Regions from separate parts of the Mus musculus genome. Here region 2 is linked to region 1. A link is a loop called in an ENCODE intact Hi-C map of the cell type or tissue named here. Cell type or tissue: left cerebral cortex. All regions are shown on one strand.

Region 1 (8,000 bases):
TCCCTGCCTCAAAGTGTGTAGGACTGCGTTCTGTTAAGAAGAGGAAAACAGGCAAAGGAGCGGGGACAGAAGAAGACAAGAAAGGGAGGAAAGTAAAAATCCAGTATTGCCGAGAGATTAAAGACTCACAAGTGATAAGTCAACTAACTGTTCAACAAAACACAGAGCTATATAATTGTGTAGTTGAAGATAATTAGTTTTGTAATGGATTTACTTTGAAAAATGAATTAACTGCAAGTACCCAGAGAAATGTGTGTGTGTTTGGTTGGGGGGGGGGGTTAAAAGAGCTTTAGGATTTGCACAGCCTTTTCCCCTATCAACTCATTTGGATAAATCTCTCTCTCTCTCTCTCTCTCTCTCTCTGTCTCTCTCTCTCTCTCTGTCTCTCTGGTTTTTCAAGACAAGGTTTTTCTGTATAGCCCTGGCTGTCCTGGAACTCACTTTGTAGACCAGGTTGGCCTCGAACTCAGAAATCTGCCTTCCTCTGCCTCCCGAGTGCTGGGATTAAAGGCGTGCGCCACCACGCCCGGCTTGGATAAATCTTAGTTGGGGTCTTTCATGAACTGCTTCCCCCTTTCCTTCTCCCAATCACTGTGTTAAGGTCAGCATCAGATTAGACTGCGACCTCTGCCCTGTCACTATTAGCTGTTTGGAGAGAATTTTTTTGAGCCTTCAAAGAAATCGCAACACAGCACCTCCGAGTCAGATAGAGAATTAAATGCCATATCATAACTGTCTACTGTGGGACAGTATCAGACACCGCTTCCTCTTTCTTCTTTCATTCAGAGCCATCTGATTGCAAGAGTCTAAGATCCAGTCATTTCTCCAGGTTATGAGGTCTCCCTTATCCTAAGGTCTCGGGATGCCTAAATCCAGGAAGTACAATAGAGAGTCCTATGGTGCTTCAAAGTTAGGGTGATGCAAAGAAGCTAGCTTTCCGGCCGCCTCCTAGATGCACCCCAAGATTCTCTTAAATTCATTACCCGTCGCCTGTGCGCGCGCAGAAGGCCAGGCGAGCTGCAACCGCGGGGCCGAGCGCCCCCTCCCTGCTTCGCTCCCCCTCCTCCTCCCGATACAATGACTGGGCCGGAACAGCGCATCCGCCGAGCCTCATTGGCAGGGCCGCCCTGGCCCCCGGAGAGGCGACGGGCGGGGGCAGTGCAGAGAGATCGGTGGAGAGCCGGTGCTGACAGCGGCTAGAGGCTGGACTGAGGGAGGTGGGGACACTGAGAAAGGTGGGGAAGGCGGCTCGAGGCTCCTCCGCGGAGCGTGGGTATCCTGGTAAGGATACCGGGCCAGGGGATGCTGAGAGCTCTGGCTGCCCGGCTAGCCGCCGTGGAGTTGAGCTGCGCGGCTCTGACGCTGAGCCCAAGCCTGGGCGGAGAGGAGGAGGACCGAGAGGAAGACAGCTGCTGCAGAGGAAGGCGCCGCGCGCCCTGGAGTTGCGGGACTGGCGCGGAGAGGATTTCCCGGGTCCCGCGCGCTGCGCAACGCAGACAATAAAGTAGCAAGGCGACAACAGCCCAGCTCGCCCGAGGAAGGAGGCGGCTGAGCAGGTAGGTAGGCGACTGTCCCAGGATTATCAGAGCGCGCTGTCGCTGGAGGAAGGAGGCCGAGGTTCCACATTAGGAGCGCAGAGTGCGCCGCCACCCCCCACCCCCCGGCGCGCGCAGGTTGGGGACCCGCAGAGCTGGTCCCCAATCTCCTGCCACCGGGAAGCCCCGCCCCAAAGCTCCCGGGCTGGTTCAGCCTGGACTGGAGTTCCTAGGCACTTGGCGCCGCTCTTTGGTGGCTCTGGCAGTGTAGTGACAGGAAGTTTGGCGGGTCTGATGCTTTGACGCTGGTGGGGTTTGAGAACACGCCGCGTTGGACCACGCGCTTTTTGCTTTGGTGGGAGGTAGGGAGATGAATCGTTGAATCCCAGACACTTCTGTCCGGGGAAGCCATCCGAAGGTGGTGAAAAGCTGAGGGAGGGGTCCCTGGCCTTAGCTGAGGACGTCCAGGGTTTGGCTTGGCCACCCTTTGTAAATAGGCGTGTCACATCCTAAGCGCGCCTGTATTGGAGAGGCTGTGTGCGTGTGAACTGCTCTCTGTCCATTTTCTGGAGCATTTCACTTTTTATTTTCATCGGAGAAGGCACATTTAACCCTAATTTGAGAAATGCTGTTTTGTTTGGACTAGTGGCCAACGTCTTCCTTTGCAAAGGGCTTCCTGCACTTTTAAAGATGCTGCTGACTAGTGCTAGGTCCCTTTACAAAGAGGGAAGAGCTGGGCTCCAGTCTTCCTCTGGTCTAAGAATTCAGTGGCAGGAGGAGGTCTCTCTCGCTCTCCTTTGTGTAGCCGCTTCCTTCCTTCCAGATGTGAGAGGGTTGGGTTGGGCGCTTCTGGGTGCGGTAATAATTATCCTGAACATTCCTGAGATCTGCTAGGACTTGTAAACATACCAGAGCCAACTCCTCTGAACTTTGCGGGTTGACTTGATGTGTTTGCTGGTACCCAGAGTGCCGCGTCTGCAAGGTTGCCTCTTGGGGGGGAAGGAAGACGCCGCCGCGGTGCTGACAGCCTCAGTCTCTCAAGGGAAGACCTGCATGATTCTTCAGGGTTAGCCTGAGCTTGCCCCAGAAACATACCAGCCAACTCAAGAGGATGTGTTCAAGATTACAGGGCAATCCCTGACATGCTGATTCATGTCCCCAAGGGGGTGGATCTGTGGAGCTTCCAAATCCAGTGTCTGGAGGGGAAGAAAAGCCTCTTCGCCTTACTTAACCTTCTCAAGCTGCTCTTTGATCTGTCATACGTGTGCTGAAAGAACTAAGCGGGATCTATGTCGGGAAGCAGGATACGCAGTTTGCAGGCGTCATGAATAGTCCAGAGATAGTAAGGCAGACCCTAGAGGGAGGGTTAAGGACTGTGCCATTAATGAGTTTACTAGCAACTAGTCTCATGTTAGACTTCTGGCAGAGCAGGGTCATTAGAAGGCACACCAGTCATGTGCTGTTAATGATTATAAAGAGAAAGAAATAAACAAATCAACAACAGTAGCCACCTTGCCTTTTTTTTCCTCTCATAAATTTAAGTTGATATGTAGGAGTTGATGTAGAATCAAGAGTTGGGTGCTTTGTCGTTGTTGTTCCCAAATCCAGTGTTACAGTAGAGCCAGCAGGTTTTCTGTAAACAAAGGCACACATATACACACTCATCCTGGAGTGAATGTATAGTTCCTAGAAGAGGTTAAGAAAAGCTCAGGATTTTGGGGGACAGAGAAGACCTGTCGTTTCTTCAGGACGTTGCACACATATTAACCACTTCATTTGCATATACTTGGGAATGCAGGTAGAAAGTATTTTAAGAAGGCAATGGCAGAAAATAAGGAAATCCACCTAAAGCACAATGACAATGAGGTTTGATTTTTGTCGTTGTCCACAAAGTTTGCAGAAGATCATTCTCTAGTGCATGCAAGTGCTTGTCCTAAATGTCACTCTGTTTCCCAACACACAGGTTAGCTACAGAAAAGTTAAGGGGCCTCCTAGAGCAGGTACAGAATTACCCTTGAGGCTTGAGTCTAGAAAAGTGTGGGAGGAGCTAACTTCACAGGCAGCCCAGAGTGTGGGAAGACCTTCCCAGGTCTCCCTCGAGTGTTTACCATTTGTAGCCTCTATTTCTAGCAGAACTCAGGGCTCCTGCTTGTCCATTTGATGGCACAGACTTAATTATGGCTTTGCAGTGTCTTTGAGGGAGGAGAAAGGAAGTTTTGGCGAGCCGACAACACAAACAGGGGGGGCATGAAAGGCAGTTAAAAATACATGACTGTCATATCTAGTCTGCAATAATTTTCAAGAATTGCAATTATCTTTGCACTGGAAGTGAAGGCTTGGAGCTTGTACTACAAATGACCTCTTTCTTCATCTGCCCTTCCCCCTTCCCTTTGCTCTCCCTTCCTTTCTCTTACCATTTTTATTTTGTTTTAGATGATCTTGGGAGGGGGGGTGAATTTATTTCTAAATCTTTAGGACTTTCCCCTACCCCATCCCCACCCCTAGCCCCTTCTAGCTAATGTGGTTCCTGGGCTATCACAAAGATATCCTGGGGTGGCATTTTTCTGTTTCTAGATGCTTGATAAAGGCCATCTTAGTAGCTCAGAGGCCAAACTTACTTTCTTTTGTAAACTTCCTTCCTGTAATTATAATATCATGTACACACACACACATACACACACACACACACACACACACACACACACTTCCTAATGAATGAAGGTGATAAACTCTATTTTATGATCATAACCAATATTAGAAGACTATCTGACAAGAGACTGGCACCATGATAAGTTGGCAAGAGTTCTGTGGCTTCATGGAACTCTGAGCCAGATTTAGGGGGTGGGGGTGATGCCACACTTAGGTTGTGGCATAACATGTCATTTCATTGTGAATTACTGTCAGAAGTTTGAAATGCACATAGAATGTGTATCTATTAGTACTGTTTTATAAGTGGGAAATAGAGTTTTTAAATGGACTTGGGATACTTTATAGACATCACAAAAGCACTACATCTTTTCCTGTGTGGGGGTTTATGTCAATAACAGGTAGGGGGTATTTTGCTTAGAAATGAACAACTTCGAGGTCTGGTTTCTTCTCGCTTTTTAAAAGCCCCGATTTTCTGTCCTGTATACTCTTTTGTATTGTAAGAAGACTGTATAGTATGTATAGTAGAGCTATTGCTGGCTTAGATGGATATGGTTTGAGTATGTCCTCCAAAGTTTCATGGACTAGAAGCCTGGTTCCCAGTGTGGCCTTGTGGAGAAGTGAAGAACTTTGGTCACAGGGTACCAGCTTAGAAGGAATTTCCATAGTGTTTGTAGTACCTGGGTCAGTTCCAGAGCGAGAACTATCTCTGTCTTCTCACCTTATAATGTGATCTCTTTCATTATAAACCCCTAGCTATAGGCTCAACAGAAGGAGGTCATTAAACTTTTAGCCTACCAAACCGCAAGCTCTCTTTGTAAAGTTTCCAGAGAAAATGGCAGTCCTGTTGACTTCTCTGAAGGAAGCTCCTGTAATAAATGACTTCTGGAGGAGAGAAGCACTCAGACCACATGACCTGTCATAAGAACACGGTTGCTGGGGAGGAGAATTTATGCTGAGGTCAGGAGTGGGTGTTTCAGCAGAGTGCAGGGGCCTCATGAAGACGACTGATTTTTGTTTTCTTTGATGTTCTGCATAATGCAAGTTGAGCTAAGCTGTACTCCCTTAAATAGGTTATCAATATAGTTTCTCACGTGTGTTAGGAGAACCCCAGTTACTTCTGAATATAGTCGATATTGGGACTTATAAGATCAAAATGTAAAGCAAGTGATGAGACCTGAGAAGGAAACGTGCAGATACATGGATGAAATATCCACACCACGCCCAAAAACCTCTTCTCGGGAGTGACCATGATCCTTTCTGCATGTACAGGCAAGTCTGGAAGGCATTTATTTTAAACCAATGCCTTGTTCTAATGTGATATAAGTTATGTAAGTTGGTCTTGGTGGAGATTATTTGGAGAGTGTACCCACTTAGAGCACAGGGGCAATTCAGTCCTCTGTTGTGTAGCTCTTCGGCCTTGAGCTATGTATTTGGGTCTGTGTTACATAGCCCTTGGGGGAATGCGCTGCTTTTAATTGCCTCCTGTCACTTCATATCCAATTAGGCAGTTGGAAGAGGACCCTAATTGTGCCTGGCTGCAAGGACACTGCTTACTCACAGCAGAGGGTCCTTGGATGTCGGTTGATCATGTTGACTTGCCCAGGGTGAGCCCTGACTAATATCTGTGTCTCCAGTATGGACGGTAAATTATATGTTCACCCTGCCTAGGATTCCATTTAGGAGGGCTACGATTAGGGTTTGTGTAATAGTTTAAGTTATTTGATAAAGTGTTCATTCGACCAGGAAGAGCTAAATGATTATCCTAAAGGGTGTGTGGTCATAGAACAAAGTGGAAAGGACACACAAGGTATCACCATCAAAATGCTGCTGTAGCTCTGTACCAGGGATAATTCCACCACCACCACCCCCAGCCCTCAGGGACATTTGTCAATATCCGAGAAATTTGCTGGTTGTCACCATTTTGGAACAATGCCAGTGGATTCTAGTGGGCAGGTCTCAGAAAAGTTTACAGTATACTGGATACCCTATCCCAAAGAACTTCCCGGCCCTAGTGTTTATGGTATGTGTGTGTAACCCTATGGTAGATGACATTGGAAGGAAAGGGAGATTGTAACATTGTTTGCGGTTGTCAACTTGGCAGGATCTGGAGTCACCTGGGGAGGAATTCTAGGTAAGGGATTGGGTTGGCCAGCGCCCTTTCTGTGAGGGATTTGCTGAGTTAGGTGAGTTGAGGTGAGAAGAACCATCCTGGATGAGGGTCACACCATGTCATTGAAAGGGTTCCAGGCTGAGTGAAAAGGAGAGAGTGTGCCACTGTTCTCTGTCTCTTTGTTGTGGGTGTGACGTAACTGGTTTCCTCCCTGTGATGGACTGTACTGAACCGTGAGCCAGAAAGCAAATTCTTTCTCTCTTTGGTTGCTTTTTTGTCAGAGTAATTGATCGAGCAACAGAGGGAAAGTGCTTAAGGCAGAAGAGTGATGCTATATGGGTAGTCATTTTGAGATCAATAGTAGGCTGTATATATTATAGTTCCCAATCTTTTTCAAGTGTGAAACAGCTAAAAGATAAGTTTTAGACAAGATGTGCTCATCAGAACTGAAGGATCAAACTCCCGAAGCCTGGTGGTCTAACTGCAGAGGCTCAGTACGAGAACTCGATGGGATCAGCTCATGTTCAGCCACGGGTGGGAAGTGTTTATGCCTTGTAGCTCTTACCCTCGTTTGCATCTGCTTACTGTTACTGTAGCAAAATAGCTGAGGCTGGGTATTGTATGAAGAAAAGCGGACTCGTCTCAGAGTTCTAGAGGTAGAGTATTATGTGGGTTTATGCTTAGCTTAGATGAGGGTGTTGGTGCAGACAGCAAATGATTGTGATGGGTTTTGTTTGTTTGTTTGTTTTAAGGGGGGATTGCAAGGCCAGATAAGAAGCCATAAAGGTAAAAATCCATCTTTTTATAGCAACTCATTTTTGCAAGAACTCACTCCCTGAGGCCTTCTAAGCACCTTGACTTCAGGGACCTAATTTCCTTTAGCCCTCATGTCTTTTCTTACTGGTTATCACATCCTGAAACTACCAGAGTGGGAGCAAAGTGTCCAACACACGAACCTTTATGAGATGCACTAAAACTACATTCAAACCACAGGATCTCTGCTCTCCACCCCATATATAGCCAAGAAAGCTCATTCTGAGATTATGACTGGATTTAAATCAGCCAGTATTTTTTTAGTAACAAGGGTATATGCTGCACTAGTGTGGTCTAAAGACTCGGGGTCATTGTCACATGACAATGGTTCTTGTGTCACATGACTGTCTGGCCTACTACAACCAACTCACAAATCTAACTCTGTTGCTTATTAAATCTGTGTTTTGAACAAGCTTAGCCTCCACACCTCAGTTTCCTCCTCTGTAAGAGGGAGGTGAACAGAGTTCCTGTTGTATCTAAATATGTTCAAATGATAAAATCCTGCCTGATCTTGCCGGTGTATGGAATCTCTACCAAGTTGAGGATGGGTATTGCTCTGTGATAGAAGGCTTGCCTAGCATGTTTGAAGTCCAGGGTTGGATCCCAGTTTGAGGGGACGGGGCAACAATGGTCTGTCTGTAACACTGACTTAGAGTCACATTCCTCCCTACAGAGTGAGCCTCCTACCTGGTGTCATTAGCAGCATCAATGCCACCTCTACAAGCACCCTGAGCTTGCCAAGTGCTTCCAACTCAATGTCTCATTCATCCCCACGAACCCCAAAGTTACCCACACTTTATAGAGGTGGGCAACAGGCCCGGAAAGCTCCAGGAATTTTTCGCAACTGCATGGCTAGTGAGTGAAAGGCTTAGGGGTACATAAACACTGCCCCT
Region 2 (8,000 bases), 100 kb before region 1:
TTGTCATGTTCTAGAAGGAAAGCAAGAGCAGTGACAATAGTATGTAATATTTGGGCATCTACGGAACCTTACTGACCAACAGTGAACAAGAGGTAGAGGTAACCCACACCTCTCTCTATATATATATATATACACATACATACAACACATATATGCTGTTTATATGTATATATACATACACACATCATGTATGTATATGGTATGTATATATACATATACACATATGCACATACACACATACACACATATACACAAACACATGTGGTGTGTATGTAGTATATGTGAGTGTGTGTGTGCTTTAGGAAGCTTTTAAAATACTATGCTTCCATATGGCTTTTCAAAGGTCTTTAGTGTTGGTCTCCCTCCCTACACTAACTACCTCTTTCAGCCTTCCCTCCCATCCTCCTCTGCACATATCCTCTGTGCCCCATTATTTCCTTTCTCCTTCAAACTATAATCTGTGTTCTACTGTCCCCATCTTAAGATACTCCCACTTCTCATGGCCCCTTTCTAGTTTCCAGACTTTGACAAGTGCTCCAATTTAAGCATGCTAACTAAAGATTCAAAGCTTGGACCCACATATGAAAGTAGACATGTGGCATTTGTCTTTCTGGGGCTAGGTTACCTCACTTGAATGATTATACCCAGTTCTATCCATTTACCTGCAAATTTCATAAGTTTATTTTCCTTAATAGCCGAATAATAGTCCACTGTGTAAGCATACAACATTTTCATTATCCACTCATCGGTGCACATCTGAGCTGTTTCCATTTTCTGAATGTTATGAATAGAGCATCAGTGAACACGAATGAGCAGGCATCTCTATAGTAGGAGATGCAGTCCTTTGGGGTTTGTCCAGGAATGGTATAACTGGGACAAGTTTTGTTTGTTTGTTTCTTTCTTTTTCTCTTTCATTTTGTTTTGTTTTTACTTATATATGTTGGTACCTGTGTAAGTTTATGTGAACCGCATATGTGCAAGTGCCCAAATAGGCCAGGAGAGGGTGTTGAATCTCTTAGAACTGGAGTTACAGGCAGTTGTGAGCTGTCTAGCAGCTATCGAAAACCACACAAATGTTCTCAACTGCTAAACCATCTCCCCAGTCCTGCTGGGAAATGATATTGAGTTACCTCTGACCTGCTTATCTTTAACTGCAGAATCAGAGAAGCGTGTTTTTGAATTAGATGATAAATAGTACAGAAACGCACAATTAGTCAATTTGCAATCAGAGACTGTGGCATGCTCAGCTCTAAATGGGACAGCAGCTCAGGAATTGTTGCAGAAGAGGAGGCAGAAAGACTGTTAAGCCAGAGGTTGTAGAGTACTGCCGTGAAACAGGGTTGTTCAGACATAACAAGGCTGCTATACATGTGAAGTCACAGCAACGGTTTTAGCTGTGTACACAGACCTGTACAAGATCAAGTCAGTCAAATTGCCATCATGAATAAGGGAGGGGCTCATGAAGTCCCACCCCTGGCTAGGGAGTATTGGCAATTAAAAGCTTTTGAAGTAGAATGAGTGTCAGCTTTTTTCAGGGATGTGTTTCTAATAAGGTGCTATGCTCCAGGGGGCACCCATGTGCATACTGGTAGCATGAAGTATATCCAGTGGGTTTAAAGAAAGAATATATGAAGTTGGGAAAGAAAAGTAGGATGTGTGTAGGAGGAGTTGGGGGAGGGAAGACAGTGCAGATTTGATCAAGACATATATATATATATATATATATATATATATATATATATATATATGACACTCTCAAACAATAATTTTTTAAATCTTTAAATAGGCACTGTTTTCTTAGCCTTTAGCATTCTCAGAAGATACTTTGACTAAAATATAAGGCTTTAAGAACAGAGGAGATAGCTCATCTGGTAAAGTGCTTGCAATTTCAACCACAAAGACTTGAGTATAAGCCTCAGAACCTATGTGCCAAAAGCCAGGTGCAGTGGCACTGCCTGGTAATCCCAGGTCTGGTCACTCAGAGATAGCCAGATCTGTGGGGCTCACTGAGCAACCAGCCCAGCCTGCTTGGCAAGCTCCAGGCCAGTTACAGATCCCCGAACAAAACAAAACAAGACAAAATAAAACAAAACAAAACAAGTGAATAGTACTTGAGGAGGGACATTCAAGGTTATCCTTTGTTCTGCTGATTTTCACATGCTGCGCACCCACATAAATATGCACATACATGAACATGTACATATGTGTTATTAAAATGTGAGGCTTCAGGATCCAGCAGTCCTTAATACCACCTCTGACATAAGTATAGTAGCAGCCACACAGTAAAGATTCAATAGAGTCCCGATGATGATGATGATGAGGAGGAGGAGGAGGAGGAAGAGGAGGAGAAACATGGATGTTACTGAAAAGGAGCACGATGACAAGAAAATACCTCCTCTGCTGCTTTCATAAAACAACCAAAATTATTTTTTATTATTTCCAGTGCATTTTATTACAGACAAGAACTTGGAAGCTGGGATAATATTTGTATTACCTTCTATCTAGGTACTTAACAACTTGTGATAGGTTTGTTCCATAAATTTTACTGAATGAAAAGAGTTAATCAACAGATGATTTGATAGTAGAAAAAGTAATGACTTCACATGCCCACAGCTCTGGCTCTGGGATTAGCCAAATGCGTTTTTATATCTGGACTCACCCATTTACTTGTCTTCTCCTTGTAAAGTTGAAATGGGGATGGACTCTACCCAAGGGCCAGGAGACTTGAGTGATAAAATGTATATAAAGAACTCAGTGCTGTACCTGAATTAGTGTTCAATAAAAGTTAGTTACACAGCCCTAAAAGCCACCATTTGACCCAAACTGACAGGAAAAATGCCTAGCGGGATTCACTAGCTCACTGGCACCGTTGCCAAGTTCTCCTACACAGTCAACAAGCTCTCCCAGCTTGAAAGCTCATGAATGTTCAGAAAGCCTAGCCATTCTCTCCTTCCATCAAGACAGCGAAAGTAAACGTGAGGCTCAATGGCTTTCCTGAGGTGCCTGTATCCCAGCTCAGTCATTGTGTCTGGATTCACCATTACAATAAAACATGCAAATGGATGCTCTGTTGATTCTTATCCCTCCGCTAAAGGCCAGACATTTTCAATTTGGCTTCATTTGCATCCATTTAGATAATGGTGGTACCAACAGATCTTCCCTGTTCCCCTCTGCCTTTTGTTCTAGAATCCAGCCTGGAGGTGCTTTTTAGAGACCACATTGATAGATTAATTCTATCCTAACTGTTGCCCTGGAGTCCCTGGGGAAACCAGAGCACATATTAACTTTTGCCTGTGGTACTGTGCAAACACCAGATTGGGAAACAGTAAGTAACTCGCTCTGGCTGCAAATGTAAGGGAAATTTATGAAGCTGGGAAGGAAAAGCCACAAGGAGCAGGGCTGTGATGTAGCTTCCAATTTCAAACAACAAGCTATCCACAAATTAAGGTCACTTCCTCTGGTTGGAGGTATGACTCAACAGGAAGAGAGAAGAATCTCCTCATTTGTTACCACCCACACTCCCTGGTCGTTTGATAATTCCACAGGGGACATGGGAGTGAACAGGGTAAACTCTTGCCTTGCTGGGCTCTGCAAGCTATGTAAGCCCAGAAGTCCTTTGCAGCTCCGCTCTTTGTTTTTGCTTCGTTTGTTTTTGCTTTAACCATGTCACAGAAAAATGATAAGTTTTAGCTTTTTGAGGAGACTGGATTATACTAGAGATTTGAAACTGATATCACAAAACTGATGGCAAAACTGACGGGTGCTACTCACAGCAATGTTCGCTCAAGCATGCATACATAGGTGCTATAGGAGTTCCATGCCTTTTTGATGCAAAATTCATTGGAGTCCCATTTATTCAAGAGAAACTTAAATTTATTTCTAAGACCGAGTCTCTGTCTGCCATTCACTCATGTACTGTGTTCAAGCGCTATTTGAGGTCTTGGGACTCCAAAACTACAGGAAGCAATTGCCTTGACTTAGGCTGGTTTTGTATTTGGATGTTTAAAGATCTTGCTTCATTTTCTTGGTGGCTGATAACTGCTTTTAGACACAGTAAAGTATACTAAAGATATGGAAGAAAAAACATTGCTAAATCTGGCTCAGGGAGTCAGGGGTGGTGTGACAGAGGAAGTGACATTTGAGCATTATGTTCACGATGTGTGTATACAGTATCTATTTTTATTGGGGGCACTCTTGCCTGTGTTTATTGGTAGCCTATTTGAGGAATCAGCCTAGTTGTCTGTCAACAGATGAATAGATAATGGATATGTGGTGTATATGACAATGGAATTTGATTCAGCCATAAAGAAGAATGAAACTGTATTGCTTACAAGAAAAATAGATACAGCTTGAGATCCTCACGTTAATTAGAATAAGCCAGACTCAGAAAAAGATCACTGTTCTCTTTCTTGCAGATCTTAGATCCTATATAGACACATCAAATCACATAGAGATGTCATGAAAGAAGAAGGAGGTGAGGAGGAAGGGGATTAGCAGGAGAGGAAAAGGAAGGATAAGAGGACTGGGTATTTCAATATGGTCAAAGTACACGAGAAACTTGAAAGAAGTTATCTTTTTCAAGTCCAGCAAATATATACAAGGACTGTATGTACAGGGACTGTATGTTGGTACAGAATAAATACTTAAAATTTTGTATAAGAATTCCTGAAAACAAGGACAACAGGGACAAAGGCCAGGTTTGGATCCTTCCGGGATATTAAAATCTACAGATGCTCAAGTCCATTGTATGACGATGTATCTTCATGGCTGCATCTAACCTACAAACATCCTCCCACATACTTTAACTTATTCCTAGGTTATCTATCCTACCCTATGCAATGGAAATGTATAGAAATAGTTCCTTTACTATATTATTGGAGAATAATGACAAGAAAGATGTACATATTGAGTCCCCATGTAAGTTTTTCCACAATAACATTTATGAGGTGTGGGAATGTAGCTCAGTTAATAGGATACTTGTCTAGCATGCTCAAGCCCTAGACTAAATCATTAGCACTGCATAAACTAGGCAGAGTGGCAGATATCTGTAATTCTAGCTCTAAAGATGTGGGGACAGGACTATCAGAAATCAAAGCCACCTTTAGCTATGTAGTGAGTTCAACGCAAGATGGACTCTAAAAGGCTCTGTATCTCAAACAACAGCAATTGCTAAAATGATCTTTAAAAATGGTATGTATAATTCAGGACCAGTAGAATGTGTAGTGAAAAACACAAAGATCCAGAAGGCTGGCTGGAGCAAGGTTTACCTCTGTCTGGAGCAAGGGGAAGAATCTAGAGAGAAAAATCAGACAGACTCTGAACACACTCAGTTAAATGAGTTTTCAGACAACTTAGAAAGCCCAGTGGAAAAGGAAGGGTATTTATAGAGTAAAGCACTGCCTGGTCCCCTATGGGGATGGACACACAATATTAACAGAAGATGACGTAATCCCCACAAATCTAAGCAAGAAAAGTAGCTGCTCCCTTGAATTTGTGACCAATAGCATTTAACACTAGCTGATAGTGTTTCTTCATCTATCTGGAAAGTATGGAAACTAATTTATTATAATAACAATAGAGTTATACTTAAGGTAGTAGGATGATGACAGACTAGACAAGAGAAGGGAAAAGTTACCTAAAATGACTTCAAGATAGCTTGGAATGGTGGCTAGCACCTGTTATCTTACCTGTGGAAGGCTGAAACAGGGATTGCTCCAGTTGTCTTGAGTCCAAGGTCAGCCTGGGCTACATTGTGAAGGTTTAGGCTACCTTGCTATAGGGTGAGACCCTGTCTCAAAAGAACATGTGTGAAATGAAAGTTACTTCTAGAAAACTTCAAATGTATTCCCAAGAACAGTATATATTCAGTCTATTTCAGTCTATTCATGCATTTTTTGAGACAGAGTCTCACTGTGTGTAACTGATTGGCCTGGAACTTTCAACATAGAACTGTCTGGCTTTAAATGTAAGCTCACAATGATCTGCCTGTTTTTGCGTCCCAAAGCAGTGGAGCTTCTGCTGGGAATAAGGTATACATCTACCATTATTCCCACCTCATCTTTTAAAAATACAATTTGTACACTGTAAGGTTTCTAAAAGGGTACCCAAATGCAAATTTGTACCAATTTTTACTATATTAACTATGTTTTTTACTATATATTTTAGTTTACATAGATTAAATGAATATATGTGGCCATCACTATAAACATTAGTTTTTACACATAGTAATTTACAAGTAAGTATATCTTAAAAGGTGAATTTAAAAAGCACTGCAACCTAATTTGTTGAATTTTTTTTTCAAGACAGGGTTTCTCTGTGTGGTCCAGGCAGTCCTTAAACTCACTCTATAGACCAGGCTGGTCTCAAGTACTCAGAGATCCTCCTGTTTCTGCCTCCCAAGTGCTGGGATCAAAGGCATACATCACCATTACCTGGCTAATTTGTTGGATCTTAATACATTGTCTTAAGCTGGAAAATAACAAGATTTACCAGAAGTGAGGCAAGTCCTAGAGCCTCAAGTTACTATTAATCCATTATCTGTCTCACCACACGGACAGTAATAAGTACTGGGTGTGACATCCTGTACTGTAGCTTGTTATTTCAGTGACAGTAGGTCTTTATTTCCAGGCAAATATTTCGGATAAATAGACTAGAGCCGTGTTATGTTTGAACAACATTTGTTACATTCCTGGAGATGCCAGAGGATGATGTTGGTGTCTGAGGACTTGACTGAGGACTTTCATGGAAGGCAAGATGCCATGGAGGGTGCCTGGAAAACCAGACATAGTTAATGACAGGGCCTGGGGTTAACCAGGTGTTAATCTGGTGTTAACCAGGCCCACAAGAATGTTTCCAATAACTGTGCCTGGGTCACAGAGAGGTCACTCTCAGAGGCCAATTCTGAAGGGACAAGTAGCTAGACTCTACCCACTGCTGGAGGGGGCTGGGACATCTTCACTGATCAGTGAAGTCTTTACCACCAAGTATGTTGGTCATCATATTGGCAATTTGCCACATGCTGCTCTGGCTTACTGGGAAGCTGACTTGGGAAGCACTGTAGTTCCAATTTTAGACCTGAGATTATTTGTCTCAAATAACTCTAAGATCTATTATCCAATGATGGGCTGACCTGCAGATTCTGACATGGAAGGATGTAGATGTCAAAATAGTCCAAGAGTGAAGACATTGTGTCATGGAGAACAGACAGAAGGCAAGCCATGTTCAACAGGGCTTATCTCATGATATAAAATTATCCACAGTGGAAAAGTTCAGCCATAGCAAGCTTGTCAGTAGAGAGAAAGCTCATAGGAACAGCAGCTTCCCAGGTAGATTCTGTTGGGCACTTATAACCCCCCAACTTGATGATGGTACTGTTTGCTCTGTCAACCAGGCTACTCCAGGCTTCTTTGCTGGATAGTGTATACTCTCATTTTCACAATTTTGTTATCTAGTTGTGGGTTCTATCTCTCTACATACTAGTACTTTAATAAACTCACTCATTCAAAACTGAAAGCACACGTATTGTAGATAATTCTCCAGACTGCACAGAACACCAGGCCTGTCTATGGGAATGCCACTCCTAGGGCGTGACTTCAAGAACGTGTTCTCATGTAACTTAGGCTTAGCAGTGATGGAGAATTGAGTTGGAAAGACAACAAGAGGTGCTGTCATCTCTTGATATTTAGCATCTGCTTTGCAAACAGCGGGCCGGTGGGGGGTGGGGTAGAATATGTCAGGAAAAGGCCTGTCACTCTAGGACAATGGGTCATGAACATTGGGGACATTGAACGAACAAACTTTCATGGGATCACCAAAGACAGCTGGAAAACATAGACATTTACACAATAATCTATGAACCCGATATTGGCATCTGTATGGCCTTTACTCTGGAAAGAAAAGCAAGTGAGGCCCATACACTTGATAACAACTCCACTCCTGAGATAAGGGAACCATTCCCACGGTTACAACACTAATCCATCCACAACCCCATACCCTCTTAT

What was found. A loop is a pair of places that touch in the nucleus more often than their neighbours do. Peaks named below come from ENCODE experiments on the same cell type or tissue, not always from the same donor. Only the 100,000 strongest peaks of a DNase experiment are listed, where the experiment ranks them.
Region 2: a loop joins it to region 1, with 2.1 times the contacts of the local background. A loop is called at or near these places in 3 of 42 quality-filtered maps.

Annotation. Positions count from the first base shown.
Region 1 is chr6:97,610,746-97,618,745 of GRCm38, reverse strand. Gm32247 (a long non-coding RNA gene) reads right to left here and starts at 2,260. Exons shown (of 4, transcript XR_003956339.1): 1 at 984-2,260; 2 at 1-30. It also overlaps a transcript of Frmd4b not described here. In left cerebral cortex, no CTCF peak of the experiment used is centred here; DNase peaks (open chromatin) are centred at 1,751, 2,269, 2,548, 3,625 and 2 more places; H3K4me3 peaks cover 2,014 bases; H3K27ac peaks cover 546 bases.
Region 2 is chr6:97,713,757-97,721,756 of GRCm38, reverse strand. No RefSeq gene overlaps it. Among named protein-coding and RNA genes, the nearest start is that of Gm24565, 13 kb to the left of the region's middle. In left cerebral cortex, no CTCF peak of the experiment used is centred here; DNase peaks (open chromatin) are centred at 2,876 and 3,439.